Regions from separate parts of the Homo sapiens genome. Here region 2 is linked to region 1. Evidence: read pairs that join two places in POLR2A ChIA-PET (ENCODE). Cell type or tissue: endothelial cell of umbilical vein. All regions are shown on one strand. Each heading gives the region's core, and the rest is flanking DNA. Links, peaks and the distances in the headings are about the cores only. Region 1 overlaps PPP3CA (protein phosphatase 3 catalytic subunit alpha). Region 2 overlaps PPP3CA (protein phosphatase 3 catalytic subunit alpha).

Evidence for each region. Peaks named below come from ENCODE experiments on the same cell type or tissue, not always from the same donor. Only the 100,000 strongest peaks of a DNase experiment are listed, where the experiment ranks them.
Region 2: POLR2A ChIA-PET joins it to region 1 with 5 read pairs; 2 of 35 experiments call an interaction of 5 or more read pairs at or near these places.

What each region holds. Positions count from the first base shown.
Region 1 is chr4:101,169,789-101,182,861 of GRCh38, reverse strand. The region is part of intron 2 of PPP3CA (protein phosphatase 3 catalytic subunit alpha); the gene reads left to right. Among named protein-coding and RNA genes, the nearest start is that of MIR8066, 65 kb to the left of the region's middle. In endothelial cell of umbilical vein, for the core only: no CTCF peak of the experiment used is centred there; a DNase peak (open chromatin) is centred at 6,871; H3K27ac peaks cover 31 bases.
Region 2 is chr4:101,102,643-101,115,715 of GRCh38, reverse strand. PPP3CA (protein phosphatase 3 catalytic subunit alpha) reads left to right here. Exons shown (of 14, transcript NM_000944.5): 3 at 6,638-6,762. Among named protein-coding and RNA genes, the nearest start is that of MIR8066, 130 kb to the left of the region's middle. RefSeq lists an enhancer at 185-1,006. In endothelial cell of umbilical vein, for the core only: no CTCF peak of the experiment used is centred there; no DNase peak of the experiment used is centred there.

The DNA of each region.
Region 1 (13,073 bases), core at 5,915-8,414:
CATTTTTAAAACCATCAGATCTCGTGAGACTTAACTCATTATCATGAGACCAGCATGAGAAAGCCCTACTGCCATGATTCAATTATCTCCCACCTGGTCCCTCCCACAACACGTCGGAATTCACTATGAGATTTGGATGGGCATACAGCTAAACCATGTCAAACACAAAATCTAGATTTGTTAATGCCTTTCCTGCAGATTGTTACCTATGTATCCTACCATAGCTACCATCAGTCCCTGCCGCAAACCCTGTTCTTTTCCAGAGAGAAGCCAATATATTGTTCTTTTAATGAACCTTGATTGTCTTTGTTTCTCTAACTTGAGATACATCCGAGTAATTTGATCTATCTGAGGTATGCCTTCTGTTTTGTTGTTGTGGTTTTGTTTTGTTTTTCCCCACCATCGTGAACTCTGTACAATGCTCAAGAGCAGGCTCAGGTCCTACGTCTTCTGGAAAGATTTTCTTGACTCCTCAGATAGCAAGGTCTTTCTCTTCCCCTAGTTCCCAGTGCATTTTAATACTTAAGCCTGTTTTATTTAATGTTTATTAGGTAGTATCTTCTCTCTCCCAGCTATCCTGAAAATTCCTTGAGGGAAATAACTGTATCTAAAACTTCTTGAAAGCAATCTTAACATCTGTCCCAATGCCTGTCTGTATTAGGTACTTAATGATTGTTTCATTCAATTTGATTTTGTTTAATACCAATAAAATGTTAATTGAATCTCAGTCTATCACCTTAAAAGTTGATAGGTCTTAGAGATACTTTTATGCAATTATTTTTTTAAAGAAAAATTAAGGCTGCTTTCCAATTTTTCCTGGTTTTATTGTCCTAGAAATAGAGAAAAGCACAGTATAGCCCAGTATGACAACTTAAGAGTAAATAATCACATATGAAATTGTTCAAAATCTTACCTTTTTATTCCATACAAATCACTTTACAATCAAATTATTGTCAACTCTTATTTTGATTTCGATAGGCTTCCTAGTGCTCATGGTTATAATTTATAACATCCCTAATTGTGCTGTTTAGCCTGTCTCACCCTATATGTAAGTCTCCTCATAATTTCTTATCTAAAGATGTGACAACTCATTTGTGTGCCTCTCATGGCAAATTCATATTGCTAAACATTCATATAATCATAGAATTGTAAGATACTTTATTTTGTATAATCCTTTCATTGTAATGTGTTTCTTTTTTATGTCAAATGTGATTTTTGAGTGGTCTGGCTGCAAAGTATAGTGGGCTTTTCTGTGTATTTTTATCAAATCCTGCTTTTAGATTCCAGATTATACTTATTTGAGGAAAGTTAAAAATTGACAAAACTATTCGCATAACAGAGGAACCTCCACTTTATTTTTACTAAAATAAATTTTAAAACACTTTTGTTTTCCCTTTATATTCTAAGTTATGTAAATTTCATTTCTTTGAAATATATTATTTTATTTGAGCTTTGTTATGTTACCTTTGTAGACCTTGTTTTAAAAAGGATCCTCAGGTTTTTAGAGTATTGAGTATTTGATATCTTTTCTGATGTTAAATTCCTTCTACTTAGTAGCCATCAACATATTTATAAATGCCCATAATATACCCAGTAAAAGTCTGTGAAAGTCGAGATACTTAGTATGTTATTTTTTTAATTTTAATATGGTGATCATAAACTTGTGATGGTCTACCAATTTGAAAAAATTCTCATGAAAAGCTAGTAAAGGGGAAAAAAGTACTTACCAATATTATTTTAACATTCTTAAATATTTTTAAAAAATTATCAAAGCAACACTTATTCTATTTTATTTTATTTTATTATTTTTAGAGACAGGGTCTTGCTTTGTCACTCACCTGGAATGTAGTGGTGCAATCATAGCTCACGGTAACCCTGAACTCCTGGGCTAAAGCGACCCTCCCATATCAACTTCCTAAGTAGCTGGGACTATTATGTAGTAATATAGTGTGCTAATGAGGTGCACACCACCATGCCCTGCTAAATTTTATTTTTTTGTAGAGACTCACTATGTTGCCTAGGATGGTCTTGAACTCCTGGCCACAAGTGTTCCTCCCTCCTTGGCCCCCCAAAGTGCTGGGATTACAGGTGTGAGCCACTGCGCCTGGCCAAAGCAGTATTTATTACCCTAACATCATCATGACCCGTAAACCTAATTTACCATTAGTTTAGGTTATGGGTAGCTCTCAAATTCCCAGTATGAGAATATTGTTGGTGAATTCTCTATTACCAGGGTTACTGTAGTAAGATATAATGCTAATTATTGATTCAAAATAAGAAATTTCAGTAATTATCAGGGAAGGTCAACTTCCAGAATAAATTTAAGGCATACAATTATAAATAATAGGAAATACAACTTAACTGTCAGATGTCCACAGGCAGTAGGTTAAATGTGGATTCACATGCAGGCCTTTTAAAAATGGCCTGCAAGGAGAGTGGTTTTATTTTCACAGTCTGTCCTTTTTTGTCTCAGTTATGATTTTTGCTAGCTCCCTAGTGACCCATAGCTATGTTTTAGCTTTTTACCAATTCTTAGATCATGAGTAGAACCCACTTGTTAATTATGGGTGCCAAATTGGATGATACTACAATTTATCCTTCAAACTGGTACACTTTTGAAAGTAAACAGGGAAGCTGTTACTAATTATACTACCACAGCACATTTAATCCAGGACTGTTCCAGATAAACAGGGATATTAGGTTTTCCTAGTACTATGCCTCGAAGGTCCCCAGTTTCCACCTCTGCTCATCTCTGCTAGATGTGACCACATGTTCTTAATGTTGGCCAACTTGCACATATAACTTTGGGTGCATTAATCATGGTCCTATCATTTTTGGGTGACTACAGAATGATGTACTACAAGTGCAGATTATAACTATCTGCACTAACAGTATGGAGGTGACTTCATATAAATAATATTTTACATGTAGGTTTTGAGTATGTTTGTATTTGAATGTAGACCTGAGTGATTCTTCAGAAATTAATACAGTAAAACATTAGAAATTTAGGACAGTGATGGTGGAGTGGGTCAGTTAGATGTGAAAAATTGTAAGAAAACATTTCTTCTAGACATGGAAGAATAGGCATTAAGATTGACAAATTATCTTGATTCAAATATTTTAAAATATTTTTAGAATTTGTATTTATTAAGTATTTACCCTGAAATAAGTACTGCACGAAGCATATTCATTCAGTATTGTCCAGTTGCTCTTAGCATGAAGTCACTGGTGTCACCTTGATGGCAGTGATGAGACAAATTACTTGTTTCACCTCTTTAAACATCAGATAGATTGCTGGGGACAAAGAGACAGCATGGCTTCCAACCATTACACAAGTCCCCCTTCTGCAGCCAGGATCATGTCTAGGATGATGCAGTTATGGAAGACAGCATGCTGAGTTTCTATTAATTTGATGAATCACCAAATTGAGACCAGTGGTGGTGGTGTCCAGGGACAAAGTGAATTGCTTCAGCAGTGGGTAGATAACCCACTGTTTTTCAGTTAACTTTTTCAGCAAGGTAATAATTTCCTTGGGATGGTATCCAAAGGGTGGCAAACCTCTCCCTAAAAGTAGTGTAGATGAAATCTAGGCTCAGTTCTGTAGCTATTTTCTTTAACTAGCACTCTAGGAACCACTCTAGGAACCAATATTACACTTACATGAGGACTTGTGATGACCTGGACACCTCTTTTGTTTTCTACGATGAGAGTGAGATGAAATGGAGGGGGAGTGGGTGATCGTTCGAGAGATAGTTCAAGAAAGAGAAGAAAATTGTGGGGAGTCAAATATGATGAAGGGATTTGTAAGATTGGTGATAACAAGAAACAGTTGATTTGACCAATAGACTTAGGTTCCACAGACAAAATAAGAATCATTGAGAGTTAGCCAGGGGTCATAGAAATAATTATCTGCTGACTAAGAGTGACCAGGGAATGCTAGTTTTGAAGATGAGGAAAGGATTTGTCAGAGGTGGTTTATGTGTGGTTGGATTGAATCTGAGGAATTAGGACAAGAGGGGCAATAGTAACACTTCCATTAATATGAGGGCTGTGTGAAGAACACTTACCAACTTGAGGGTTTTATGTTAGATTTAGTGATGTCTAGGTGTCATGACAAATGTAAATGCTTATTTCTAGAAAGGGACCAGTGGTAAAATTATGATGGGAATAGACATGGCCTTTTTGAGGATAGACCTTTAGAGGTTTCGGAGTTGACTTACTCTGGATAATTATGCAATTTAGAATGGTAAAGGCAAAGAGAGGAAGGGTTTTAGCAAAATATGTATCCTGATTGGTCAAAGGACTCTGGGAGCACAGTACCAAAAGTCTGTCCAGTAGAGGTCAATGGGAGACAGTGTGACTATATTTGTTAGATAGAATACATTATTTTCAGGGGCAGTATGACCATGATTTTAAATAAAAATTTCAGATGTAAAGGTAAGTCTTTTTTGGAGCAGATTTTGATTTTTTGCTTAATTAATCAAGGCCTAATGCTAAAACTGTTAAGTATTCATCATGCTACTGACAAATAAAATCTGAATATTTGCATATAAAGTAAAACTGAAACATGGATTCATGCTTGTGTTCTAGATTCTTTCACATAACAACTGCATTTTATGTGTAATGGGCATGTTTTAAGGGTAATGCTTTGCCACCTAGTGAGAAGATCATTGGCTTTAGAATAAAACAGACATAGGCTCTAATCCTGCCCACAAGTTACCTAACATGCTCCTCATTTAAACTTCTGTGCAAGTGATTGAAATAATTTCTACTTTACAGTGCTGTGAGACTTGAGATAATGTTGAAAAGCTCCTCACGTAATAACTGATATGTAGTAGGAACTCAGTGACCAAAAAATATCACTTATTACCACTAAAATTGATCTATGTACATATATTCACTGAAACCTTCTGTAAATGGATGGATATATATGTTTATATTTAGTAAACAGAAAAAATAATATTTCTTGGTATATAGTAGTGTACTCTGGATAATGATAGTCATTGTTATAGGAATTGTGTTTTTTTTTTGTGCTTAATTCAACAGTCATTCCTGGTAAGATATATCAAAGATTTGCTGATGTATTCAGTACTTACTTCATATTTGCCCTTCTGATGTAAATCAGAAACAATTAAAATAATTTATAATAGAAAATTCAAAAATTCAATTCATAGAATTTATATAAACCTTTTCTTACTTTGTTTGATGTACTTTCTTAGCACCTGAATTCCACTTTTCATTTGACTCATATGAGTTGTTTGACATTTGTTTTGGTTCCAAGTAAAAGTATAGTTGTTTTGTTTAGGATCTTCTTGACATTACTGAACTACAATAATCCCTTTTTTTCCCAAGCTTAACAGGAAAAGGAGGGTGAAAATAATAGTATTAGTGAAAACTATTGTCTAAAAGTGATGAGAGTACAGGACTACTATGAATCAGGAATCCCGAGAGATTGTGCCAGTTCTGACAATGTCTTCCTGTAATTCATGAAGAGGTTATTCTAGGTGATCTCAAAGCCCTTGTTGGTTTTCATTCTATGAATGCATTTCTTACTCCAACTATATGTTACATGACTTCAAAGGGAATATCTTGATTAGTCTAATCAGGGTTTCCTCCTGCTACCCTTTAAAAACACCTCTGTGTCAAAGTAAGAGATAACCTCAACTTTTGTTATTGTGTGATTTAACTTCCCACCATATGATGAATTCCTGAACATTTTAAAACCACTAGTTTTATTTTTGTGAGTACTTCAATATCCAGAATGATTTCTGTCGTTAACGTAATGAAACTTCCACTCCTACATGTGTTTCTTTTGTCTTTAAAATATAGCAGGCCTGTTTCACAAAAACATTTTCTTATTTAAATATGCATGCTTTTATATTCTTCTCATATGAATAATATGTGAATTGACTACTTTTTAATTTGAATAATGTTGTGGCTATAGAAAAAAGCATGGTGAAAAGGGAATGGATTTAGGAATTTTAAGTAAAATATCCTAGTATATCGTATATCTATTGATATTTTATTGGTCACATTTTATTGGTGTTTGTCACATTTCACTGTGGTTTTTTGGGGGGGCTTCACAGTAGTTGTATTTTAGTCACAGTAATTAAAATTTAATAAACAGTTCTCTGTGATTTTCTCTATCTTGATTGTTCTCAAGGGTTAGTCATTTGCCCCATATGTCTGATAATTGGTCATACAAATCTCTGTTGCTAAATTCTTGACTTTGAAGAATGTTTGATTTTCTTCTGTGCTATTTTCTGCTCTAAATAGTCATATAATTTTACTTTTGGAAGAGAATTAGAGACTACTCCAGCTACTGGCCTTACAGATTAGGAGGCTTGGAGCAGTCAGGCACTGCCACTCACAGCTGGAAAGTGCTGAACTAGGCCCAGAACTCTGGTCTTCTAGATGCTCTTGTGGATTCTCTGCACCAGGTCCCCCGACCCTTCTTTGTTTGTCATCTATTTCCTTCCGAATAACAATGGAGAAGGTGATGACTTTACTTCTGCAGCACGTTATTGTTGCTTTTGCAATTTAATTTCTGTTGGCTGTATTAAAATTTAATGTTTGTATACACTAATACATTTAACAGTTATTCTTCAGCAATAGACATGAGTTTTTCTACTCACAAAAACCCTGTAGATCACATAATAACTGACCTTTTCCTACTGACCTTTAAATAAAGCAATCCCTTAATGTACTGCTCATTTTGTCCTTGACCCAGAGCTCACTTCTGCTTTCTTACATCATGTTTGGCAGCGGGACAGAGGTAATAACCTGAGAGGCGTGATGTTTGTGCCTTCCATGACTACCCCTGTTTAACTGCTGGGAAAGTTTCCCTCATCTTCTCCCGTAATTATTTTTAAATGTCTTCAGACTTGAGGGAGTAAGGTTTTGTGGAGACCATATAATGCTGATGGGAGTGTACTAGAGATATCCATTCTGTATTTCCTGTGGAAAATGGAATAAAATAGAATGTTTTCAGTTTCTTAAACTTAACTCCTCTGTGTGGTAGAATCAAAATCATTGTATTTATGCCTAAAGAGCAAACTACTCCACTCCTATACTGAGGTTTCTTACTGGCAATTCCTCTCCATTTGAAAATAGAAGATGTTTCATACACCAAAGAGCACTACTTTCTACCTGCTTCTTTCTCATCAACAATATAGGACAGACTCAGGCATACACATCTTTTAATATGGTATACAGCTGCAGAATTACAAAGAATTAATATGCATGTATCGTAGATAGCTTTAAGTCCCTTTGGACTCCTTAGATGCTCCTTTTTTCACCAACATTCTAATAGAGTTATAATACAGCATTGCAGCTGGAAGAAACATTAAGGCTAAAACCAAATCAGGTAGTATGTTGAAAGGAATGGTGGACCTGCCACTGACCAGCTGGAATAATCTTGGAGCAAATCACTTCAACTCCCTATGCCTCCATTTGCTCATTGATAAAATGCATCAGCTAACAAGGTACAAGAATTACCTGGTGATCCCTTTTCTCTGATTTCATTCAATTATAGTTGGCTATTACTCTTTCCCAGAAGTCTACCACAGGTCAGCCCCTAAGTTCTAATTCAAGCTGTCAACTTTAGTCTTCCCTTTAATTTCTCAGAAGTAAAACGTTTTTTCTTTTACAGGCCCCTTCCAGTTTCTATAGCTTCAGAAACAAAGATGATGTCATTCCAGCTTCTTCTTCCAAAAATTCTTTGTTTCTTTTCTTTAGTCTTTGTTTTAGGATTTGTTTTCAAGGCATTTACACCTTTTCTTTCTAGCATTATAGATTATCTTAGATCTTTGTTATGTCTCCAAATATTTTTCGGGACTTTAAGTCTTACCTTAGTCCTCTGACTTCCCCCTGAACATGGATTTCACAAAGTACACCCCTTTATAGCCATAGTGCCTGGATTCAACCCAGCTCTGTCACCTCCCAGCTCTGTGACTGTTCAAGTTACGTATACTGTGTTTCAGTGTCTACCTAGAGTTGTGGGGATTAAGTGAGTTAGTACCTGTCAAGCTCTTATAGCTGTCTGGCATATAGTAAGTGGTATTTGTGTGAGTGCCAGGCTTTACAATCTTACCGCAGGCTTTGTTCCCTTTCCCTATCTCACTATTCTTGGCCAACTGAGCATCTCACCTTCCCCAGACTTACACTTCATGTCCTTAGACTTTATATTCTTTTAGATTAAGAAGGATACCTCCATTGTCACCCACAGGCTCCCCTTAAATACTTTACAATATGTATAATTTTGTGTTTAGGTTTGCACACATATTCTTTATATTGTTGTCATCCTAAAAGTTATTCTCATAATACTTAAAGCTTTCATACATTGTTAGGAAGAAATGTTGTACTTAATTCAAGAAGATGTTTTAGAAAATATTTAAGCCAGATTATAAGAATACATAAATACAAAACGATGTATTATTTCTTTTAAAAATAAGTGTACCTAAAGTCATTGCACTTTAGTGAAGAATTCCCTAACCCCAATTAATTTTGTGATATCTTAATGAAAAAATTAACAAATGGTGTGGTTGTTTCACTTCCTTGAAAATACATCGTTTAGGTTCATGTTTCAAAAGAGCCAATTTTAAGCAATACTGAAGGAGACAATCTTATTGATAAAAACATAAATATTTAATAGAGCCATAGTATATTAAAAGATTTTGAAAATATAAAGTTGATTGATTTCAGTAACTTCCAAACTATTTGTTAACAACGTGGTTTTTTTTGTTAGTTTGTTTTTCTGGCGGGGTGGGGGGGGCGTAGTTTTTGTGTTTGTTTGTTTGTTTATTTGTTTTAAGAAAGGGTCTCATTCTGTTGCCCGGGCTGGAGTTCAGTGGTGTAGTCATAGCTCACAGCAGCCTCGAATGCCTGGGCTCAAGTGATCCTAATGCCTCAGCCTCCCAGGTAGCTGGGACTACAGGCACCCACCACCATTCCCAGCTAATTTTTAAATTTTTTTGTTGAGACAAGGTCTTGCTCTGCTGCCTAGACTGGTTTCAAAGTCGTGGCCTCAAGTGATCCTCCTACCTTGGCCTACCAAAATGTGAAGATTACAAGCATGATCCACCATGCTCTTTTTTTTCTTAATGAAATATTTAAATGCAAAATTCCAAATATAAAACAGAGAGGTTATTATTATATTAATTTAGCTAAATCAGGAATTTTTTTGATTGAAAAATTAAAATTATTTGGATGGAAGACATCTTTGCTAAACTGTTATTTAAAACTTATGTATGCTTGCAGAGGGACCTCATCTCTGTGTCCATTTTCATGTCTCTAGCTATATAAATCCTGACATCACTGTCTTTCTAGTGGATAAGAATAAGTGTGTAGTGTAAATATGATACTGTTACATTTTAGCAATTAATAAAAATGTCAATTGCTAGGGCTGGATATAATTGCAGAAACGACCTAGTGTTTCACTTTGCTGTTTGAAAAAAAAAGCCCTCTAAAGTTTGGATCTTTTTTTTTCCTTAGCACTCAAATTGTGAACCACTAGGTTTGCAAACTTTTGTACATCCAAGCACAGCCTCTCTCTTACCACAGGCCAAATAAACACCCTGCCTACCACACATCCATCTATTCCTCATTGAAATGTACCTGAGCTTATAGGACATTTCACTTACACCCCTCACCCCCTCATCCCCCAATAAAGGCAAAAGCCCTGTTCCATTAATCCCTAAAAGCCACTGTCAGTGCCCAGAATCTGTCTTTAGAATCTGGGCTGTGTTATTATTACACTGGCCCAATGGCTCTACTTTTACACTAAGAGGAAGAAGTTGTAGAGAGGAGTCTGAGGAGGGAAGTTGGCTTGTGGAGCTCCGTGTACATGTGGGTTATCATAAATCTGGGAATGCTGGATTTAAATGTCCAGTTAATTGTTCTTCAGTGCAAACAAATCTAATGTGTGCCTTGTAGTTAATTGATTTTATTAGTCTGAATTGTGAAAATAAAGTAGCATTGCAAGTTTTGAAGCCTTTTTTTACAGGATCATTAAAAAATATATTTAAGTGAGGACGTGGGTTTTAGAAAGAATGAGAACTTAGAGAGTTATGTTTAATATGTCTTGTGGGAATAAGAAAGCAAATGAATTCCCATTGTAAGTTAGAATTTGTCCTGATTTAAAAACTAGATTCAGCTTCCCTCTGCATTAGAAAACTAGGTGATTTCATGGAAATAGGGCTAAACCTCCTAAGACTCATTAGAGAAGGGACCACATGTGCTTAGAAAGGAGTCTGAAATGAGGAAGGGGGACAAAGACTCGTTTTAAGATTTTAAAAGAAAGGAAAGTGAGGAAAACATTTTGGGGACATTTAGTCACAAGGGAACTGTGACTAACTCTGTTAGTCACAGTGCTGAATACTTTTTTACATGTTTTCATAATTAAGGTCCTAAATAACCTCACAATTTGGTAATTAATGTAGCACCAACTATATTCTAGGTATTCTTGTAAGTTTTTGGAATATATCAGTGAATTAGAAGCAAGATGGGTACATAATTCTCTCTGTAGATGAAATAGCTGAAGCCAGTAATGTTAAGAGCTTGTCTAAGGCCGCAGATAGAAGTGTCAGAAATGGGATTTGGACCAATCTCTCTGGTTCTATGCTCAGGTTGTGGGAATATAGCATGAATTTCTAGACATACTCATGTTGAGGATTTTTTCCCTTACAATAGGATAATAATACCTCCACTGCCTGTCATGGGCTTATTGAGAGAGTCAAGCGGTACTCTGGATATGATGGCATTTTGTTTCTTCCTTTCTCCCACTGCTCTCCATCAGTACTTTGATAGAGCACTAATGCTCTGGATTAAGTCATTTACAAGTATGACTCGTTTAATAAGAAATACACAGCTGTAGTCTACAGACTATCATTCATTCATTGAATCAGTCAGTCTACAAATATTTATTGAATGCTGTCATGCATTAGGCATTGTGCTATATATGGCAGTGACATAGTAAATGAGAGACATGCTCATTTTCTCATAATCCTTATATCCTAGCAGAAATCGGTATTAAACAGATTACACAATTGCATATATTTGTGGTAAGTATTACAGAGGAAAACTAGAGACATATTTATGTCTCTTATACCTATGCCTGTTTTTTACCAAGTAAATTAATTAGTAAATTAATGAATGGTGAGAATAAATTCTTCTACAAAGTCATGACTGAGCATGGGCACTCTAGAGTTATGCCAGGGTTCATAATCCAGCCTTATGCCTACTGGGCTTTGGGACTTTACATGAGTTACTTAACCTTTCCATGTTCCAGTTTCCTGCAGAATGGGGATAATAATAGTTTTAGAAGGGCTGAAAGAAGGAACATTGGGAAACAGTTTAGAACAGTGCAAGATATACAGTGAGTGCACAATAAGATTTAGCTATTATTATTTTTATTACTATTGTCATGTAGCGGAACTTCACAGGCAAGTTCTCTTTTAACCATAGTATTTACCTAAGCTGTCAACCTTCTTTGAAGGGTTTTTTTTTTTTTTTGAAAGAATTGTTCATAAACGAGTATGCATCAGAACCAACTATGGAGCTTTAAAGAATATACATGTTTAGCTCCTATTGTGGGAGATTGTTATTCAGTAAGTCTGAATTGAGCTCTGCTTTTCAGAAGCTCCACAGATGACCCCGATTCACACACCAAGGTAAAAACGGATGGCTTTCAAATGACACAGAAAGGAGATTTCACACATGGCAGGGAAGGAATGTAAACTACTGACAACCACCCAAAGGACTTTTCTCTGTGTACCTTGGGTGAGTATTGATAGCTACTTGGAAAAATGTGATAGTAAGTAAAACAGTAAATATTTAAGTATTCCTGTAGATGCTAGTTAATTCCTTTTTAAATGGGATTGAATTTTAGTACTTTAAAAAATACCAAAATGATTATTTGCCCAAATAAGTTTGACTAGACTAGAATGCGAGCTCCTTGAAGGCAGGGATTTGTGTCAGTTTCACAGATATATTGGTAAATGTATCAGTAAATAAGAGTGCTCAATAAATAAGAGTTTAAATAAATTGAATGAATTTTGAAAGCTTAAGATATTTGGGGAACAGATAAGAATGATTAATTATAGGCTGGGCAAGAATTTTTGAGTGAAGGTAGATGAAACGTGATTATTCTGTTACTTTTCTTAGTAAAATCCAAGTATAGGTATATCTAAGAAAAGTGCAGACATGTAGAGAAGAGATGCTAGGTGTGAGGTTGACCCAAGCATGGTGAACATTTTTTGGCAAATATGAAGGCAGTCTCCTGTTGTTATTTTTTTTTTTCACCTCTCACCCTACTTCCATGATATTCTTTCCCAGCCCTTAACTCCTTTCCAGTTAGTTAAATTCCATTTATTTATTTGTAGTAACATGCAAAATGTTTATTGCTTTTGCTTTTTAAATTCTGACTGATGCTCTCTGTTATGTAGTTAACTGTGGCTTTAGAATTACCAGGAAAAATTATAGCCTTGAGGGTCCAGGAGATTAAAGCCTAACATCTCAGGTACTTTGCAGTATATTCTGCCATTGGATCTCTATGGGAGATTTTCAACAAGAGTCAGGAGGAGTTTTTTTTTTCTTTTCTATGTAGTTTTATATAATTGTGGGAAAAAATGTCTTGATGCTCTAAATTACAGACTTTTGTGTTACTTGTTCTAAGGCCACTTTTCTTTTGTTATTTCAATTGGTAAGCCAAGAATCTTAAATTATTATCTGGGAGTAATTTAAGTCACTTTTGTATCTTGTGTTACAGCTGTTAATTGGACCACGTTTAAGATCAGCAAATGCTAGCAAATAAATACTGTATTTTATATGGAAAACTATAGAAATAGGGGAAATTTCCATAATTGTTAGCAGAGCCAAAAAACTTGGGCCTTGCCTGATAATTAGCTGCCTAAATTCAAAATATACTGCATGACACTTACTGTAAAATGAACAGTCTTTTCAGAATCAAAACTGACTCCCCAAATTTAAGAGGATAAAAATCACCAACATGTCTTAAAAGCATGGTTTGTAAATTATTTCTGAGTCAGCATTTTTTGAAGCCTCTTCTTACAGAT
Region 2 (13,073 bases), core at 5,608-8,107, 67 kb after region 1:
TTTTATATTACATTGGTTTTGTATCTTCTATTCAGGGTGACAGCTGTATCAGAGTTCTTTTCAAGCTATTATTTGTATAGCTCTTATAGTGAAACCTTACCCTAAGGTGTTCAGTATTATCTACTTTGGTTTACATTCTCTAATGCAATAATTTAATTGCCAGTATGAACTTAGAAACAATATAATTCTTTGAAAAAATAATCAAATTATAATATATATTTATTTGTAGATTTGCTAAATTTATTTAGACTTGCATACCTAACACTTACATAAAACAAGATTGGTTCTTGTTTTGAACACCTATCCCTTCTCATTAAAGAGCTACCAGCATCTCTCTGGATAGAAGATCCAAGGCAAATGCTTGGTTCTGGTCATGTTTATCTTTCTGACCTGTCCTCTCTCCTTTGCCAAGATTCTATTCTCAAAGGCCTCTTTGTCCTCAATATGCTGGCTATTATCTTCTCTACTTAGAAGCACACTGGTTTTAGGGATTCTTAGACTCGCCCTGTGACTGATTCATTGTTCAGTTTGTGTATTGCAAGAGCTTACTCAGCTAACTACAAAGAGTCCCTTGTCACTGCCCTTGGTTCTTATTTTTCTCTCATCAGCACTACTTTGCTGTAATCTATAGTGAGTAAAGTCCTGAACTTCTGTTTAATGACTCCTGGACTACCACACCACCCATTAGTCTCTGAATTCCTCCTTTGTGGTGGGTGGCTTTATACACACACATAGACACACACGTTAATATTTATGTTTTGTTTGTATGTACTTGAACCCCCATGCCTGTGATTTCAAAGCTTTATAGCTTTCCAACAGTGATATTGGGGTTGGGGGAAGCTCTTCCTTTCCCTAAGAAATAAAGACAAATACTTTCTGCATGTTATTTTTCTGTTCCTATTTCAAACCTCAAAATGCTTCAACTTAGATCAAAAGTCTTTGGCACCACTCCTTTGTGAAAATTATTTCCCATAAAGTTTTGCTTAAAATGGGCTAATGGAGGGAAGGAAGCAATATTAAAAGGCAGTTATGCAAAAGTAATTGTTTGCTTAGGCCTTAATTAGTAGTTGATTATTTAGGCAGAAGATATGTATTTTCTGATAGAAAGAGATAAGTGATAGTGTATAAACATCACAGGATATTGGCCACTCTTGCCACCGTTTGTTTAGATTAGCGATATTCAGAACTGCTGAGTGACCCGACTTAGGGAAATTACCAAGATAGATTATATTAGATTAATTGCACCAAATAGATTAAACAGCTCAGTGTATCTGATAGTTCTTACTTTTCCAGTACAAAACAAATGACAGGTTATTTCTCACAGGGAAAATAACCATCAATATTTGTGTCATATCAGGTTGCTAACAGATATGAATAGTAATGCTCCAGAAAAATAAACTTATGTTTTATTTCAATATATTTAATGTGTTCATTTTGTTAAATGCTATAACTCTCTAAATTTCTGACATAAGTATATACAGTTCTGTTAATAACCTGCTGAAGACATAATAAAATTTTTGGAATATTCAGCCAGATGAATGGATATTTTCATAGAGCGCTAGGAGTGTTTTAAATACTTGTATTGTGCATCTATGTTTTTGATGCTTTTTAAACATCATAAGTATTTGGGTACCCCACCCACCAGCATTCTAATTAGGAATAGGAAGCAAATAATGGGAAGCCAGGAGAATGTGGGAAGCATTTAAGTGTGAACTTGCCTTAAGGGCAAAAAAATTGTCAGAGCCTGGTTGTTCAAGAAGTGCTGTCAAGGCCAAGTAAAGTAGAAGAAAAAAGGACCTAGCCTCCTGAGGATTTGGGGGCCCTGAGCAACCAAGCAGACAGCTTGTATTATCAGTTGGCATTGGCATATTGTGCTGCTCTTTGGACACCAGTATCTTGGGTAACCAAGAAGATGGAGGATGGGGACCAATAGTAAGTGAATATTATAGCCAGGCAAGCCTTTACTCTGTGTGATGTCATGGGCCCAGCCTCCATCCTTTTGGGTATCTCCTGGATACTTTAGTATGTTGACCACTTTCTTCCTGAAATTTGATATCAAAATGGTGAATGAGATAATAGGACTTAAGGATAAATCCCTTATCTTACAGCTGAAATATCCAAGGCCTGAGCAATAAATACAATGAAATACCCAAAGACATGTGGTGTTATCAGCCTTCTTAGGTTCATCCCTCCTTCCTAGATGCCATCAATCACTTACGATTCTTTCATATAATAGTGAAGTCCTAATCTCACAGCAACCTAGAATGAGCAATGAAAGAGGTTGCCTTTCCAGTGTTCATCTCCTCCACACATAGCCCCTGTGAGGGGGACCATACTAGTACACAGAATGAAGGCTGTGTGTGCTATGAGAGGCTCAAAAGCATAGGTGTATTTAGTAATACTGAATAGGTAAGGATAGATCCAAGAGCTTGTTAGTGAATCTGCATCTCTGGAGATTCTGATTCAGGGCCCATAAATCTGTAGTTTCAAAACCTCTCCAAGTGGTTCTGATGTAGAGTTAGGTGGGAAAACAACCATAAGATGTATGGAGGTTCCACATTCTACCCCAGACTTGCTGCACACTGTATTGAAACCTGTGACTTAAAGGCTTAAAATAAGCACAATCTCAGATAAGTTGAAGGCCTTTGGTTTCCATCAAAGCAAACTCCACAAACTTGTCAATCTCTATCAATCACAAGGGTATCTCAAAATCTCTGGCCTCTTAGTTGAGGATTTTCAAATTAAGCATAGCGTAGGCCCAATAGAATAATCCTAGCACAGCAGGTGTTTCTTGTGTGCCTCCTGGGCACACAAGTGTCTAGGCACTGGGGATATGGCGGACAAGACTGACAAGTTATCCAGCTTAGCAGTGGTTATATTTCAGTGGGAAGAATCAGAGAAGAAACAAGCATGCAAATAAATCAATTAGATAATGCTAATTGTGGCATAATTACTGTGAAGGATGATAGTGGAGGGAGTTTGCTCCTTTGTACAGGATGGTCAAGAAAGACCTTACTGAGCATGTGACGTGTATGTGAGACTTTATGGATGAAAGGAAGGTAGCCTATGAAAATTCGAGGAAGAAAATACCTCCATTTTTTCCATTATGTTTTATTTTGAGTTACTGTTTTGTTGGGCTTTGAATTTTTCTATGATTATATGCACGTCATTTTCCTTTACTGAACATTATGATAGGTGGTCTTTCTATAGCAGACCTATGGCTATTCTAAGGTAAAGTCAGTGACAGTGTGATGATATGTGTAGCTAGATTTCAGGGTATTTTGTTTTCCATGCAGAGTTTACAGCAATTACTTTTTTCTATTTTATATCATCAAGCCAAAATCCAATTATTGCAGTGATATTGTAAATCATTGAGATTATCTCTTATCACAAAGTTATTATAGACCAGGAAGAAGAGATTAATTTTGTTTTTGTAAAACTAAATTCATGATAATGTACTTCTATACTTAAGCAAAAGAAAAAATATCCTTATAATATTTGCATTGTCTAGAGACATTTTTTTTTCATTCTGGCTGCCAGATTATGCTTCAGTTGTATGTTAGTGTCTATAACTGCTTAATGCCTAACCCGCAGTTTACAACCTAAATTAATGTCTTGGTATTTATGTCATTTACATATACAGAGGTAAAAATCAATTATCCTTGAATCTTCAGACATGGCCAGGAATTAAAATGGAAGAGTAAAAAAGATACAAGAAGCTAGAAGGGGAGAGAAAGGAAGAAGATGCTTTAGAATGTCTCCAGAATGCCTTCCACTCCTTATTCCTCCCACCTCCAAGCACCGGAGTTCTATTCTGTCTGGGACCTTGACATTTTAAATACAGCCATTTTGAAATGCCATTTTGATACAGCATCTGTTAAATTCTTATTAGACTCCAGAAACTCTTCTAAGCTTGTTACGATATTAACACATTTAATTCTTACAATAGCCCAATAATGTAAGGTACCAGTATCACCCCCATTTTATAGATAAATACATTTGAAGCTCAGAGAAGTTGAGTAAATTGTCCAAGTTCACTCAGATAGTAAGTAATACAGCAAGGGTTGGAGCCTCGGTAGTGTGGATCCAGAGACTAGGCCTTTAAATGATACCCCACACCGCCTCTAATGCCTTTGATTAACCATTTTGTCTTGGGGATGTTTTAATAACAGCCTAAAATATGACTGTTAAACTTGCCATAGAGATTCCAAATAATGTCTGAAGCCTATGTCTTAGCCCCTCACTTGGCTTCCTGTTGTCCCTGAGCTTAACTTACAAATGTTTGACCCTCACCTCTCTGTTAGGCAGCAAGGAGAGGGAGAGAGCCAGTAGCAAGACATGGGCTATACAAAGTGTCAGCGTCACACCCATTGACATGTGAAGGGCTGCATAAAATTCGTTGCAAGGAAATGTCTTGCTTCATAATTTGTTTCCTTGAAGTTCCTTCCTTCAACTTCCAAACCTAATGGAGGGCACGTGAAGGCATGGTTTCCAGCCATATATTTTCTGTTTTGTAATTTTTGGTTTGAAACATGTCATATGTATGACAGATATAAAGTTTCCTACAATTTGAGAGAAAGTGGTGCTTGTGATAAGTAATCCATACCAACTATAATTTCAATAGATACATAGGTAGAAGAGTAATTATATTATTACTTGTTAGCTAATAAGCTTTATCCTTGCCTATTTAAAAATTTGGTAACAAAAATGTGCTAATTAAGTTTTTAAGATGGATATTTTTAAAATTATTATGCTCATATCTTATATGTACACACATATATAAAATATATAAAAGTTTTAAGAAGTGTTTTACTATTTATGTTAGTTTTTACAGCTCCAATTATAGCTGTGGAAGTCCCCAGAGCAGGTACTGGCATCCATGCCTGGCAATGCTTGGACCATCCCATCCAGTGTTCTCTATTTATTCCCCCTTGGTTTAGATATCACATATGATTACAAGAAAGCACATATGTCTCTCACAAACCAACTTCTCAATGCCTCAGAATATGGATTTATTTGCTCAGCTCTAAGAATAAAAAAATTATTTATAAACTATGTTTTAAAACATATTTTTTCAAAAATGGAAGAATATGTTTCTGGTGTTTCTACTGTGTATCTCATGCTCAAGAGAGGGAAGAAGCTATATGATTGGAGTCTACCAAAGGGATGCATTAGTAGTAAAGATCCTTGTTATTTACAGCCATTTTGTTAGTATTTAAGATTACCAAGTGCAGACATTCTAAAATGGAATCCACCTGTACCTACTTCATGCTTATAGTGCTGTGGGTTCTTAGTAGCTAATTCTTGACAGTAAAGACAGGAATTTATAGCATGTAACATTTTTATTTCATTGTTTTATAATTATTTCATCATTGAACCCACTTGACTCTTTTTTTCTATGATCTTTTGTCAAGTAAGGAAATAAAATTTAAAACATTTTAATAACTTGCTTGTAATTGCAGGATATAATGTGTTAAGATCTACTTTTGGCCTCCTGATTTCTTATTCACGAATGCGTTCATTCTGTGTAACTCTTAGTGTTGCAGAAGCAGCCACATCATGTTCACCATTCAAGCACAAAATTTTTAAAATATTACACAATATATATACACATACACACATATATATTAGTATAAATACATAAAAATATCAAAGATACCATAATGTGGTGGCTGACAGGAAAAGCTTTGGATCAGGTGAATCTGAATTTAAGCCCTGGGTCATTTATTTTTAGGAGTGACCCTACCAAGCCACATAACCTCTCTAAGCTATATTATTTCATTATCTGTATAACTGAGATAAAAATATTATTTTTAGAGTTCTGAAAGTGGAAACGAAATAAGTATTAAATAAGTGAGTTTTTAAAAGAGACAAAATAGCTCTTCCAAGAAAGTTGGTTTAAAAGAGAAAGTGAGAATGTTAAGAAATACCAATTCCCAGTAATTTTTTTTGTATTATGTGTCACAGCTTTTAATAATTGTAGTTTTTTTCACTTTAACATTTTGTAAAAATGCTCCTTTATAATTTAAGTTTAATTGGAGTTTTTTTTTTTTTTTTTTGCCTTAGTGGTACGTAAACTAATGATGTGTCTTACAATGGATAACATTCTAGATTCAGTGAAATGCAGGTTTTATGATACATATCTACATTTCTTTCTCTTCAGGAGGCAGTAATGTGTAGTGGCCATGTATTCAGACCTCAGTTGTACATAGATTATGCCAAATTCCTGAACCATTCTTTGGTGTCGTCTTTTACCTGCAAAATGAAAACATATCTCATGGCATTTTTAGGGTTACATTAAAAAATGTGTGTAAACATCCTGGCAGCGTCTCATAAAGAATTTTTAAGTGCACAATGATAGCCATTATTGTTATTATTCTCTTCTTTTTTTTTTTTTTTTTTTTTTTAGTTAATCTGTATACTAGTGGACTCAGACATTAGAGCCAAGTTTGCCACTAATTAAATTTGGAAACTTGAGCAAAATACTTAGCTTTTCTGTCGTACTTCTTGTTCTGCAAAAGAATGTTTTGGCTCAGATAAACTTGAAATTAATTCTGGTTCTAAAATTTTGTAATTTTATTATTTAATTCAAAGTCCTAACATAATATGACCATAAAATGAATTTTGTTTCTTTCAGTTTGTGGGGACATTCATGGACAATTCTTTGATTTGATGAAGCTCTTTGAAGTCGGGGGATCTCCTGCCAACACTCGCTACCTCTTCTTAGGGGACTATGTTGACAGAGGGTACTTCAGTATTGAAGTAAGTCTACATCATGTCTTCTTTGCTGTTCAGTTATGGATTAACAGTATCTCAAAAAAATAAAAGCAGTAAATGTTATTGCCTTATGGAAACCTCTAACAATGAAATTTAATTCACTTAATTCATAGGATATTACATATTATATTTTCAGTTGATTCCCATGTGTTTTTTGTTTGTTTGTTTTTGAGACGGAGTCTCACTCTGTCGCCCAGGCTGGAGTGCAGTGGCGTGATCTCTGCTAGTGAGCAGAACCTCTGCCTTCTGGGTTCAAGCCATTTTCCTGCCTCAGCCTCCTGAGTAGCTGGGATTACACGCGCCCACCACCATGCCCAGTTAATTTTTGTATTTTTAGTAGAGATGGAGTTTCACCATGTTGGCCAGGCTAATCTCAAACTCCTGACCTCAGATGATCCGCCCACCTCGGCCTGCCAAAGTGTTGGGATTACAGGCGTGAGCCACCATGCCCGGCGTGATTCCCATATTTTTTAATAGAGATGCCAAAAAATGGTAAATAGTAAGATTTTGCCTTTTGTACATTTTATATATTTGCAAATTTTCAAAAATTACGTTTTGCTTTACAATAAATAATTCCATTTTCCATTGAAAGAAATAATCAATGTTGATCAAATAAGCAGGAATGTATTTGCATGTTTATGCCTTATAATTGTGAGACAGTAACTTACCTTTGTAAATTGATAGCAAACTGCATGTGTCTCTGTCTGTGGTTGTCTATGTGTGAGTACACTTACAGCTGCTGTATTTTGTCTTTTTTGGCACCTGTCATCTAACTAGGGTAATTTGTCAAACTCATTAATTAAAACAAAACAGATAACCTTTGAATAGAGGTTCTTCCACAGCCTCCCATCTGCATCTGCTTTAGGTAAGTAAAACTACATTCAAAATAAAGGCAGAGACCTTGTTTTATTCATATCTTTGTTCTTCCTGGTGCCTAACACGGTGTGTTAATAAATAATTTATTGAAAGAAGTGGTTTGAAATTGAATAAGTTTTAAAGAATCAGACCTCATGTATAGTAGCTGACATGGGCTATCAAAAGAGATCATTAAAAAGGAAAATGATTATTCTTAATTAAAGAGAGAAATCAACATTATTGTCTCACACCAACATCATATATTCATAATAATCATAGAAAAACATTCTATATTTCAAAATTTTTATTTCAGTGTTTTATTTGCTAAAGGGATATTTAAGGTTGAAAAGCATGTCATCCTTAAACAGCTTTTGTTTATACAATTATATCAGTTTTATTTTTCGGTTATTTAATTCACCTTTAGTCACTGACTACACGCAGACACAGAAAAGTTTATGTAGACATATATGTATTTCCGCCAACATAATAATACCGTCTGCATTTAAAGATCACAGATTTCTTAATTATTCCTGGTGATGATGAGGGAAGAAGGAGTGGTGATGGTATATAAATCCCAAAAGAGAAGTTAAATTCTTGGTATTTCCTCCATTTGATAAACAAGTATGGTCAAGCATATAAAATGTATATGCACCATGAATAGGACTGTGAGGAATTTAAAGAAATGTAACATACATTCTTGCTCTCTAGAAACCTAAATCTACGTTGCAAAACAGAACCATAAAAATCTGTTTAGAATCAGAAGCCTGGAATATGTGATTATCCAGAGGTCAGTAATTTAAATGGATTATTAAAACCTTGTGATAAAGGAGATACAAAATAGTAAGTGTGATTGGATTAGAGAAAAGTGAAAGAATATTGAGAGCACACATGTTTTGGGAAGACTGAATCAAAGAACAAGTAAGTTTTAGCTAGGAAGGAAATTAAAGTGAGCAAAAGTACAGAGGAAGAAATTAGTGAACTCTGCTAACCTTGTTTTTTTGTTCTTGGGGCCAGCCTGACCAGCTTAACTGATGGAAAAGCAATTGAGTACTAATTTTGTAAGACCTTTATATCACATTAGGACTGGTGTCTGCCAGGATTAACAACAACAAAACAAAACCCCTACATAATGGTGGTTTGGACAAGATAGATATTTTTCTGTGTGTAAAAGCCCACAGACAGCAATCCAAGACTGATGTGGCACAGCGTGGTGCCAGGGCCTAGGCTCCATCTGCTTTCTTGCTCTGATTTTCATGGCTTCATTCCACAGACAAACTAGTAACCCAAGATGGCTACATCAGTTTCAACCATCATTTCTCCACATAATATTCAACAAGGAGGAAAGGGAGAAAGAGAAGGGTATATCTTCTTGTTTAAGGATGTTTCCCAGAAATGGCCCAATTCCTTCAACTTGTATCCCTTGAGCCACAGTTTGCTGATATGGCCATAGGTGATTTCGTATGTGGCCAGGATTAAGGAAGACTGTGGTAGGCAATAAACAGCAATGGGAGGACAAGGATTTCTGCTCTTCTCCTTGAATTAGGGTTATATAGAATGTTTTCTTTCTTTTTCTTTCTTTCTTTCTTTTCTTTTCTTTTCTTTTCTTTTCTTTTCTTTTCTTTTCTTTTCTCTTTCTTTCTTTCTTTCTTTCTTTCTTTCTTTCTTTCTTTCTTTCTTTCTTTCTTTCTTTCTTTCTTTCTTTCTTTCTTTTCTCTCTTTTAAATGAGACAGGGTCTCCCTCTGTCACCCAGGCTACAATGCAGTAGCACAGTCATAGCTCACTGTGGCTTCATTCTCTGCAGTGGCACAGTCATAGCTCACTGCAGCTTCAATCTGCCTGTCTCAAGTGATCCTCCCGCCTTAGCCTCCCAAGTAGCTGGGACTACAGGCACACACCACCATGCCCAGTTAATTTTTATTTTTAGTAGACACAGGGTCTTACGAAGTTGCCCAGGCTGGTCTCCATCTCTTTAGCTCCAGCAATTCTCCCACCCTGACCTCCCAAAGTGCTCAGATTACAAAGTGTGCAAACCTGTATTCTGGCCTGGGTTATGTAGAATCTAAGTGAATATTTTAAAAATTATTTTAGTAACTCTTAAATTCATCTTATTCATTTAACATTTGTAGCACTCCTAATAAAGTTTTTCAGGATGAATGAAATAGGCATCCTACTTTCCTTGAAGCTTGCATTCTAAGTGAGGAAATCCCAAGACTATCATGTTGGAGTGATTATTTTTGTCAGTCAAATGATGTTGTGCTGCGTTGGAAATTTTTTTTTATTATAACATTTGTGACTTTTCACAACTTCCTATCTTTCTAAAGGTAATCAAAGGTCACAACACTTGCTTATTAATTTTATAATAAAGTACGATACTACATCATGTGTGGCTTGAGTAACAGCTGGCATAGTTGGACTTTTCCTTCTTTGTGCCACCAACTCCATCTTTGGATAATATTCTTTAATCTTATTGTTCTTTATTTACCTTTTTTTGTTTGTTTTTTGTTTTTTTTCTTGAAGAGTGCAGGCTTCTGAATCTCTGTCCTCAAACCACCTGAAATTTTCTAAACTTTTTCTAATTAGAGCATTTTAGAATTCTTTTTTTTTTTTAAGTAAAGATGTTGCTGGGTGTGGTGGCTCAACCTGTAATCTCAGCACTTTGGGAGTCTGAGGCAAACAGATCACGAGGTCAAGAGATCCAGACCATCCTGGCCAACATGGTGAAACTCCATCTTTACTAAAAATACAAAAGTTAGCTGGGCATGGTGGCATGCGCCTGTAGTCCCAGCTACTCCGGAGGCTGAGGCAGGAGAATCGCTTGAACCCAGGAGGCGGAGGTTGCAGTGAGCCGAGATCATGCCACTGCACTCCAGCCTAGCAACAGAGCAAGACTCCATCTTAAAGAAAAAAAAAAAAAGGAAAAAAAAGAAAAAAAGACGTCAAGAAGCAGTTTACTAATTTGTTCCTCAGCAGATTTTTTTAAAGTCTACAATTAATCTAGATATTTGAACTATGAAATTTGCTATGTTTTGTTTAGTATGCTCCTTTTGAAATTCAAGCAAAGGATCAAACTGGATGTTGGTGACATATGAAGTGTAGGAATTATGGGGCATTTAAAAGTTCTAAGATGCATGTATTGGAGTCCTCATCTTCAAAAACAGCTCTTTAATTAAACTTCAAGAGTCTGAGACTACAACCCAGGGACTTGCCACATACATACAAAAATGACAAAATGACTCATATGTGAAATGTTCCATTTTGATTAGACTGTGACCTTTGAGAGGCTTTGGAATGGCTCATTGATATCGTATGTAAAATAGCATGGACATTTATATAAAATGTACCTACTGAAAATACTTTAAGGATTTTTTATTGTGGATTAAGGAAACTGACATTGTTAGCATGTTGTAAATGCTGTTGTTTCAATAGTTTGAATGACCTCATTTATTCTTGACAGTTTTGCAAGGAACATGTAAATACGTTCCTTTTATGAGTGCAGTAACTGAGGCTCGGGGGTCACACGTGGTAAATGGCAGTGCTGGGATTCAAAGCCTGTGTTCTTCCACTAACCCCAGGCCTTTGCCATAGTATATTCATTACATGTACCACAAAGCACCACGAAAAAAAAAAATCAGTAATGCAGAAACTGGTACACACTATTATATTCACCCATGCATGAACAAACGTACACACAGCCTTCTCCCTATCTATATAATCTGAAGATCAAAGCATTAGATATAAAATGTTCTCTGTGAGTATGATACTGTTGTTTTAAGAAAAATCCTAAAATAAGAGCTCAGTTTTCCAGCGTGTATTATCCTAACAGGCTTCAAAAGGATCTCAATTCATCTCAATAATTCAGGGCTCCACTGCAGGTATTCTCCTTTGGCTATCCTCTGGGCAAAGGGGAGCACTTCAGTTTAATTTTTACCAAGTCAGCTTTGAAGGATAATTTCAGATTTCAAACAGTCTCTGCTGGGTATATTTATAAGCACTAGGTAATGTGCTCTGGGCAGTACACAGAGCTCATTTTATGCATTACCCCCACCCCAGTCTTCTCCTTTTGCCAAAATTAGAAATCATTTCCCACAAAGTTAGCCCAAATAAGACAAGCAAGCTTTTGAGTAGTGATGAAAGAGGTAATTTTGTTTTGAGTAATAATTTGTCTTACACCAAATACTGCTCTTGCCGATGATTGCATTACAGTACCTAATCTCTTTGATCAAGCATATGTGTATATATAGGTCTGTGGCTGAGTGTGTTTCTCTGAGAACACAAGGAAAAACTTAGAATTGCAAACAGAGGCATGCACAGCTGTTTCCTTCTATTCACTTCCTCAAACTCCCTTTCTAGCCGTTTTGCACTACACTGCCTTGAGCTGGCTTCTCAACTTAGATCCAGATCTCAACTCCAGGCCTCAACAAGTTTAAGTGTGAAGAGGTGTTGTGTTTATTAGCTGTGAATTCGTAGACCAGAATGAACCACAGCAAACCAGACAATGTTCCATGCTTCTGCCTGAGAATAACAAGCAAGTGGCACAACAAGAGATGTTAGGTGACAGAGTAATGCCACAGACATGAAGAAGAAATTGCCTGGCTGTCTCCCTGTAGCCAGTCGTCTATATAGTGCATTGCTCTTCCACTGCTGCCTGTCTACATGCTTGTCAGACCAGGCAAGTGATGTCTTAGAGGAGCTACATTTGATATTTCAGGAGTTTGGATCTTTTCCCAACTGATGCAAATCCTTTACTTAGTTTGATGATCGAGAGGCAGCACTTTTGATTGGAATGTTTCACAGTACGAGTAGTTACTTTAAAGAGCTGATTAATATGTACCTAAAGCTGTCCATTTTCTTTTTTACTTCCTTGCTTCCTCTTTTACATCCTTCTTTACTTCTCTATGCAATTTTCAAGACTACTTATCATTAAAAGCATAAATTACAAAGTAAATTATTGCACTATTATTATCAGTGAACCAATTAACGAAGAAAATTATATTCTTAGTGCTGCTTCATTGGGGAAGATAGGAGAAAATTAAACAGGAGAAAGCTATGTCTGTGGCAAAAATTAATTTTAAAAATAGAGGATGCTCCATCTTTCATATTGAGTAACCTAAACTAACCTTAAAGTGTAAATATTTGTTTAATTAAGAGTCAGAATAGAAAGACAATAGCGGTCCAGTTGAAGTGATTAGCGCACCTCATTTACATCTCACCATGCAGAAAAGGCCAGTGTAACACAGCCCTTTGTTTCTACCTTAACCAATTAATTCACTGAAAATTTGATTCAAGTTAGCCATCTGATACCACATAGACAAAAATAAACAATTAACTAATTGTATTTCACTGCTTTCATTGATTGTGATTTTTTTTTACAAGAGACTTCCCTTTTTTAAAAAACTATCAGGTTATGATTTGCTGAAGATCTTCAGTTCTTCAGAATGTT